Linked DNA regions of Homo sapiens: region 2 is linked to region 1. The links are chromatin loops, found by intact Hi-C in ENCODE. Cell type or tissue: B cell. All regions are shown on one strand. Each heading gives the region's core, and the rest is flanking DNA. Links, peaks and the distances in the headings are about the cores only. Region 1 has its middle 10 kb from the start of FOXC1. Region 2 overlaps GMDS (GDP-mannose 4,6-dehydratase).

Region 1 (4,384 bases), core at 139-4,138:
AAACCCATTTAGGAAAATGAAAGCAGCTTCTCCACGAACCTTCTCAACGTGATTACGACTGGAAAATTGAGCAAAATGTACCATATCTACCTTATTGGAAACCAAAGTACGACGCGGGGAGCGTACGGCTCAATTTAAGACCTTTGTTGTGCTCCTTTCCCATCTTACCCTGGCCCCAAAGAGACCCTCTGGTTTATATTACTTTTTTGGTTGTTTACTTGATTTTTTCCCTCACTGATTTCAAATTTGCAGCATATTGAGCGTATTACGGGAGATGCAGTAGGATCTGGAATTTCCTTGCACATAGACCTGGCCCTGTCTTGGAGAAGGCTGGAGCTCACACAGGGAGACACAGCCAGAGAGAAGAGGCTGGGTCTGTGTGGTCCTCGGGGAGGGCTTGGAATTGCTCCCAGCTCAGAATCTCCCTGCCTGGGGTTGGGAGGGTGACCTGGCAAGCCTCAATGGGGCTTCTCCCGGGCCCCCTCCTGGTCCAGAGGATGCCTCCCTTTCTCCAAAGAGCATCTTCTTTCTCTGGCGTGTCCGTGGGCCCCTCCAAGCCCACTGGTCCCCATGGGTGTCATTAGGACTTGACGGGCCCACCCTCTCCTGCAGCTGCCACTGCAGGCCGCTCCTACTGAGGGGACTCAGTGGGCTGCTCCTTGGCCCCCTAAGTCAACACAGCTTGGTGCTACTTGGGTGGGCATGGGAGAGCAATTTGTGAGCCCAGCAAGTGAGCATCAGAGCGGGAGCCAGGACCAGGCAGTGAGGCCTCTGGCTTGACCCAAGTGGTGGGACCCCAGGCAGGGCCTAGAGAGGCGGAGGAGGCTCCAGGGAGGGGCTCCAGCGGGGTGGTTATGTGGTTCCCTGTACTCAAGGTTGGGAAAGGAAGGAGTTTTTTGGAGAGCTTTGAGGACGACTTAGATCCCGAGATGGGGGAGAGGGAGATGGAAAGAGAGGGGGAGGGAAGACGTGGAGAGAGGGACATCCCCCCTCCCATTACCTACCCCGGGGAAAAAGCAGGAAAACCAACACATTTAGCGCCATTAACTCTTAAGGCCTCCACATTTCCTTCGGTATAAAAGCAGGTCATTGGTCCCGGAGGCTGTGCCGGGGCTCGTCAAAGGCTACAAACAAACCGGACGGGTGGGAAGCACGTTTCAGCGGCGACTGGATTTTTAAAAATCTGCTGGTAGAGTGAAAACAAAAATTGTCCTCCAAGTTGGCAAAATCGGCGTCCCAGACGGTGCGCAGGAGGGCCCTGCGAGGCCTGTCCCCGGAGCCCCGCGCCAGTCCTGTAGGCCCGGCTGGGTCCGCAGCCCGGTGTTCCACTCGTGGGTCGGGCCCGGCTGCGGGGTCTTTCCGCAGCCGGGACACCCAGGACAGCAGCGGCTGGGGAGCCGGGGCCAGGGGCTTCCTTGCAATTCCAATGATTTTTATTATTATCACTCGCAAAGGACAAACGCGGCCAAGGCCGGGCCTCACAGTGGCTGTGCTGGTCATCGCGTGGAGGAGTGTGCGCTAACCCAGGGGCGAGGGGGGCGCGCCCGGTGTCCCGGGGAGAGCTTAGAAGGAAGACGCCCCACCGTGGTCCCTACAGTCAGGGACAGTCTGGGTGCTAGAAATTCCCAGAGAGAACTCGAGGGGCTGATGTCCTGGGTCACCAGTCCCTGGTGCCTGTGGGGCTTCCTGCGCGCCCACCCCCATCCCCCTCCCCCCTCTCAGGTTCGACGGATTCTCCCGGAGGCTTAGGACAGTGATTTACAGTAAGTGGTGACAGTGGAATAACGTGACAGTCCGCTGCATTTGCCAGCTGGCTCCTGGGCAGGCCTACCCGCCGGGCCCGACCCCAGAGTCGAGTCCTCGGAGCCGCCGGGTAAAGCCCCCTCCCCCGCCCCGGTGCAGCCCCGCGTTCCCCGCGCCCGGCGCTGCCGGGGAAAAGTGGCACAACAGGAAAGCCTCGCCAGAGGGCCCTTCCCAGTCGGCTTCCTCGCCATAAAAAGCCAGACTCCAGCCGAGGTCCTGACCCCTTCCAAATATACGTTCCCTTGCCCGCGGCCCGCCACTCCCGCCCGGGCCTCGGGCTGTGCAGCTTCCTCCTAGGCCTGCCCGGGCCCATGCCTCCCCCGAAGCGGCGGGAGTCGGTGCAGCCTCAACTTCTACTGCGTGTCCCAGGTCGCCAACCAGCTTTGCTCGCGTGCCGTTGGCCCGGAGGCTGCCGCGCCAGTCTCTGCGTGCGCCTGAGCGCGCTGGAGCATTTGCGAGGCCAGGGCTGCCGACGGCGAGAGGATACTTTGAGGAACACGGTGCTTCAGTCCCGCCCCCGCTCTCCGCCCGAGCTGGAGGTTGGGGCGCGCTGAGCCGCAGCGCCTGGACAAGTGCGCGGGCCGGAGCCGCCCAGGCCTGCACCCGGGGGCTCGCGGCCGACGCATGCGCACGCGCGGTGGCGGGTCTGCAGGCCCGAAGGCCCGGCCCCTCCCTCAAACCCGGAGCGGGGAAGCCCAGGGGCTGAGAGCCTCGGCCCGGGTCGCAGGAGCTGGGGAGCGGGGACGCGGGCAGGCTAGGTCTTCCCACCTGCCGTCGGGGCTCCTCCCCGCAGCAGCAAAGGGGTCCCAGTGCCCGTGGCAGTGCATGCCCCAGCGGACACGCTGGCTCCCAAATTCAGAGATCAGAGGGGCGGCTGAGAACGGGGCGTCCGCTGTGTGTGACCCCTGACCGTGGAGGAAGGGCGGGAGCCGGGAGTAGGCGGTGGGGCCCGGGGTCAGGCCGCGGTCGTCGGCTCCCGGCAAAGGCGCTCTGGCCGGGGAAGGGGGCGAGGGTGGGCGGCCGGCCTCTGCCGTCGTAGTCATACCTGGGACGTTGAAATGGGCTTTGGGGATAGAGCTCACTCCCAGCGCGCCCCACAGGAGAAGCCCGCAGCTCAGGCCTGGGCCGTGCAGACCGCTGGGCGGGCTCGGGGCCCGAGGAGAGCAACACGGCGCGAGGTCCAGTCGCGAGTAATAACCCCGACAGCACGGCCCCTCGAAGACGTGTTCCGGGCACCGGGGTTGTGAGCGGGGGAGCCTCGGGCCTTGGGCCCGCTTGGCACGGGGCGGGGGCGCCTCCTCCAACTCCTGGAGATCAGGCCCAGACCCCGGGTGTTCTCAGGGGACACACTGTGGACGGTGGACCAGTTCCTAGCGCCGTTTTGTCCCCCATTGCCCCTGCTGCTTGTTAAAAGTATTAGCGACCCCCGTGATGGCAATCCACAATTTTTGGAGGGTGCGGGTGGCATGTACGGACGTGAAGGTCTCTTTGTGAGGCACGTCCACGCACACACAGGGACACTCATTTTGTAAAACCTAGATGGGCGCTGCCACCACCCCTCCATGCCACCCGCGTACCAATCAAGGATGCAGGTTGTAGAAAACACCTGGACGTGTGTGGGCTGCACCTTAAAACAGAATTCACCCAGTAGGCACTCCCAAATCCAAATAAAGTGCGTAGGGTGCTTTGAGACTTGGGGGGAGGGGTGTTAAAAAGTTACTTGTAAACAATACATTTAAGGTTATTTTCAAGTGAATGTTTAAAGTGCTGCCTGCTCCAAGCTCTAATAACACATTAGTGCGATAATAACACTCCTTGCATCTGCCAGGAGCCCTCCAACTGGCTGCCAGAGGTTCCACGAGGTTCGCGGTGGTTGGTGTAGGCGAAGGCTACTAAAAGGGGCGAAAAAGAACCCAAAGCCATGCCTGTGGGGTTTGCCAGCGCCGACCCGCTCCTCGCCAGCGCCCGCGGCCAAGCGGACCCGGCCTTCCGAAGGAGCCATCTTGCGCGCAGCAGCAGCAGCGGCTGAGCCTGAGCCCCTAAACAGCTGCAGAGGTGTGACAGGTTTATTATGCTGGGCCTAGCTCGCTCGCAATTCCTTAAAGACAAAGGGCAGCAGAGAGAGCCCGCGACGGGGCCTGGCCTACCCGGGTTCCACGCACCTCCTGCACAAACTCGGGCAAGATTGCTTTGCCATGGTATGTGAGTTTAACTGAAGGTTTAACTTTCTCAGTTTTTCCTTAAAAATATCAAGGTGGAAGATGTTTTGTAACATTTGAAACCAACAGCCAAAGTCTGGCAGAGCAGGAAAAAATAAGTTTACTGAAATTTAATTGAGATTTAAGATAGAAGAAACCCTGTAATAAGAATTGTCTTGAAGGATGTCCAAATGAATTTCTCTCATAGCACAGAAATAGATAAAAAATGCCGAAGTAAATCGATTCTCCTTTTCTCCTTTTAAACCACATACACCAGGAAGCCAAATGAACTCCCGCTCCTTCCATTACTCAGGGTGCAGGAGCAGTGAGAAGGTTGCAACCAAAAATACTTTTTAGTTTCCTTCAAACATGGATGCTGCCAT
Region 2 (4,384 bases), core at 289-4,288, 120 kb after region 1:
TTCCATGTCTGAAACATTACCCACCTCCCACAACGACAACAAGCAGCAGATGTTGGTTCTCACCTGGTTGTAGGGTACTCTTACAACTCTCTTCTCAAAATTTAACAAGATTAATGACAGAAAATTAGTCAAGACAAGTATTTGCCTGTTTGGGTTATCCTACTATCATCTTAATTGTAGGAGAAAAGTGTTTCCTTTTCACACTACATACTTAGTGGTAAGTTGATGTGAAAGGAAAAACAAAACACAGCACTAAAAAGAGCCCCAACAATGCAATGTGCTCCACACACACACAAACACACACACACACACACACAGAGATACACACACATACACACCACACACACAGATACACACACACACCACACACACAAAAATACACACACATACACACACCACACACACCACAAACACACACACAGATACACACGCACACATACATACACATACACACACCACACACACAGATATACATACACACATACATACACACACACGCACACACCACAAAGACACACCACAAACACACACACACATACACATACACATACACACACACCACACACACAGATACACATACATACACACATACATACACACACATACACACACACCACAAAGACACACCACACACACAGATACGCGCACAGATATGCACACATACACACATACATACACACGCAACCCCACACACATACACACCACACACCACACACAGATACATACACACCACACACACATACACAGATACACACATACATACACACACATACACACACACCACAAACACACCACACACACAGACACACATACACACATACACACACCACACACACACACCACATACACCACACACATACACACATACCACACACACACCACACACATACACACCACACATATACACACACACCACACACCCATACACACATACACACACAGATACACATACACACACACAGACACATACACACACACATATACACACATACACACACACATACACACACACAGATGCTATCAAAAGAAAGCAGTTGTCATAAGGCTGCCTTTCTCAATACAAATGACTGTGTAAGAATTTAAAACGTTACCTTACATTTTATCAGGACTGCATGTGGTACTGATCTGCTTCCCCGAATATCTTCTACTAACCCAAACTCAAATTAATGTGCTATTTTCTAATAAATGCAAAACAAAAATTATTCAAATTACTCAAGTGATGTCAAAGACTTCAAGAGGAAATATCTGTGTCGATTCTAAATATACAGATGGCGACACGTGTCAAGCCTTTTCGGAGAACATTACAACGGATAAATTTTAAAAACGATAACAAAAATGGGAAGAGACAGCAGAGCTTAGAATAGCAAAAGTGAGAATGTTCCAGATGCTGATTGGTGTGTCTGATACGGTACAGCCTCATGTAATATGAGGCAAGGACACAAAGCACAACAAGTAGAACTCTGAGCTAGCAGAAAGCTTTCTAGCTTAATTAATGGCAATGCTAATGAGACTAGAGAGCTTGGCTGTCCTTCACCCTCTACATCTGGCTGTTCACCAAATCCCGCTGATTCTAAGACTCAAATCAATCGCTCCTCTCCCTCTCCATGTTCTCGGCTGAATGCAGATCCTCCTCATCCTTAGCTGGACAGCTCCAACAAGCCTCTAGGGAGGAAGCATGGTGGTTTCCCTCAAGCTGTCCCCACCATATGAGAGGGAATAAGGCTAACCATGAAATCTGCGGAAATCAGGATGACAGTGGGTGTTTCTGGGAGGACTTTCTGGATAAGCTGGCTTTTGGGATATCCACTTGTGCTTAATTAAGTATTTACAGAGCACCGTCAGCTGTTGAGAGCACTGAGGATAACCTGGGAAGGAGACGATGCCCACAGGCATGAAGACCTGGGTCTGTGTTCACTGCAAATATCCTATCACAAAGTTTTTTTTGACAGCATATGAACAAGAAGGATAAAAAGTGCACATAAAGGAAAGAGGAGCGTCTTGGGTCACAACATACTCATTTCAGACCCTGGCTCTGCTACTCCCTTGCTGTGTGACCTGGGGAGAGCACTGAACTGCACTGTGCCTCAGTTTCCTTCTCAGTGCAATAGTGCCCCAGCCCTGGAAATTAAACACAGTAGGGGTGCGGCTCCTGGCATGCCTCCAGGCTCGCCCTAACCACTCCCTGCGTGCCGCGGTGAGCATGGGCTGTCTCTGTCTGTCTTGGAGCACATCCTGCCGTTCTTCTGCAATAGCATCCTGCTATAGGGGAAGACCCTGCTCCCCCGCATTCAAACAGTGGACTTTCAGTGGGGCTGCTCATCCCAGAATCCTCACACCCTGAAAACAGGCCAAGGCCTGGGATCCAGTCCCACGCTGGCCACAGCGACAGGTCTAGGGATAACTGCAGGACCCACAAGGGCCAGCCACAGTCCTTCCTCAGGATTTTTCTAGGTGGATTGTTCTTAAAGGTTCTATTCCTCTTTTGACTGTGTGAGGCTGTGTCCCCAGAAAGGCAGTCTAGACTGCCCTCTGCCATGGGGAGCAGCTGAGGGATGGAGGCAACATCCCAGGGCACTGGAGCCAAGAAGCAGAGGGGCCCTGAAGGAGCACCAGGTACCTAAGGCTACTCTGAGTTCAGTTTCAGTTCCTGAAAAACAGAAGAACTCTGACTGCTGGGAAAGTCCATTCACTTTTCTCCCTTTCCTAATATAGTACTAAACAGTTTCACTATGCTTAAGCCTTTATTAGCATAGATACTTCACACATTTAAAAAATAATTCATGCGTATCATCCTTCGCAACTTTTGGAGCATAACAGGACACTCCTAATAATAAAATGTCATGTTTGATTCCTACAGAGAACATAAACAAAAGTGCACATATTTTTTAAAGAATAAGATGTTATGCTTACATCTTATTTTTCTCATTAAACTTGTTTAAGTATAATCTGTGTTATTCACATATACAATATAAATTTGTTAAAATATGTTAGAGAGTTATTAAAAAAAGTAATTAATGAGAGTGGCAGATATTAATTTCTGCTAAACTATACGTTTTAATTAAAATTTTTGGGCCAGGTGCGGTGGCTCATGCCTGTAATCCCAGCACTTTGGGAAGCCGAGGTGGGCGGATCACTTGAGGTCAGGAGTTTGAGACCAGCCTGGCCAATATGGTAAAACCCCGTCTCTACTAAAAATACAAAAATTAGATGGGCGTGGTGGTCCATGCCTGTAATCCCAGCTACTTGGGAGGCTGAGGCAGGAGAATCACTGGAACCCAGAAGGCGGAGGTTGTAGTGAGCCAAGATCGTGCCACTGCACTCCAGCCTGGGGGACAGAGTGAGACTCCGTCTCAAAAAAAAAAAAAAAGGAGGGTTACTTAGAAGCAACATAAATTTTATATTTGAAAAGTATAAAAAAACCCTCAATTCCAAACATAATCAATCCAACAATGCATTTTTCAGTCCACAAGAGAAGAAGGCCAATTTTTTTTTTTGAAAAATGAGGTATCTTCTTTAAAAAATAAAATAGAAGGCCAAAAGAATCAACATAACCAAATTACACTTCAAAGATTATTTTATATCTTCTTGCTTCCTATCTATATGCTATTTTCCAACTCCCCATATTATACGTAAAATTTGAAAAAGATCTTATTTTTGCCTTAATTTTCTATAATTAATGTCATTAGTTTCCTGCACAAAGTTTTCATGCAAAACAAATTTATGTAACTCTTGGCCACGAATTGTCAATATTTTTCATAAAATTGGAAGTATATTGAGACAAAATGTTCACAAAATAATTGGGCAGTATCTCTTTTTCTGAGTGTTCTTATTTTTGTTTTTAAAATTTTAATTGACACATTATAATTGTACACATTTATGGGGTACATTTTGATATTTTGACACATGTATATGTTGTATAATGATCCATTCAGGGTAGTTAGTGTATCTCTATCAGCTCATGCACATATTTCTTTCTGGTGACAACATTAAAAATTCTCTCTTCCAGCTATTTTGACATATACAATAGGTATTGTTAACCTTAGACACCCTATTGTACAACAGAATACCAGAACTTATTTCTCCTATCTTATTGTTACTTTGTACCCATTTACCATTCTCTCCCCAGCCTCTTTCCACCCATCCCTTCCTCAGCTTCTGGTAAGCACCATTCTACTCTCTGCTTCTCTATCATCTTTCTTTAGATTTCACAGGAGTGATATCATTCAGTACTTGTCATTCTGTGTCTGGCTTCTTTCACATAACATGATGAAAGAAATTTGGAAAATTTTCCAAATTTCTTTCATCTTTCTTTTAAGATGTTTTTGGCCAGGCGTGGTGGTTCATGCCTGTAATCCCAGCACTTTGGGAGGCCAAGGCGGGTGGA

What was found. A loop is a pair of places that touch in the nucleus more often than their neighbours do. Peaks named below come from ENCODE experiments on the same cell type or tissue, not always from the same donor. Only the 100,000 strongest peaks of a DNase experiment are listed, where the experiment ranks them.
Region 2: a loop joins it to region 1, with 2.1 times the contacts of the local background. A loop is called at or near these places in 1 of 110 quality-filtered maps.

What each region holds. Positions count from the first base shown.
Region 1 is chr6:1,617,763-1,622,146 of GRCh38, forward strand. No RefSeq gene overlaps it. Among named protein-coding and RNA genes, the nearest start is that of FOXC1, 10 kb to the left of the region's middle. RefSeq lists an enhancer at 847-1,709. In B cell, for the core only: no CTCF peak of the experiment used is centred there; a DNase peak (open chromatin) is centred at 2,209; H3K4me3 peaks cover 968 bases; H3K27me3 peaks cover 3,844 bases.
Region 2 is chr6:1,737,205-1,741,588 of GRCh38, forward strand. All of the region lies in intron 8 of GMDS (GDP-mannose 4,6-dehydratase), which reads right to left. Among named protein-coding and RNA genes, the nearest start is that of FOXC1, 130 kb to the left of the region's middle. RefSeq lists an enhancer at 2,462-2,801. In B cell, for the core only: no CTCF peak of the experiment used is centred there; DNase peaks (open chromatin) are centred at 1,377 and 2,657.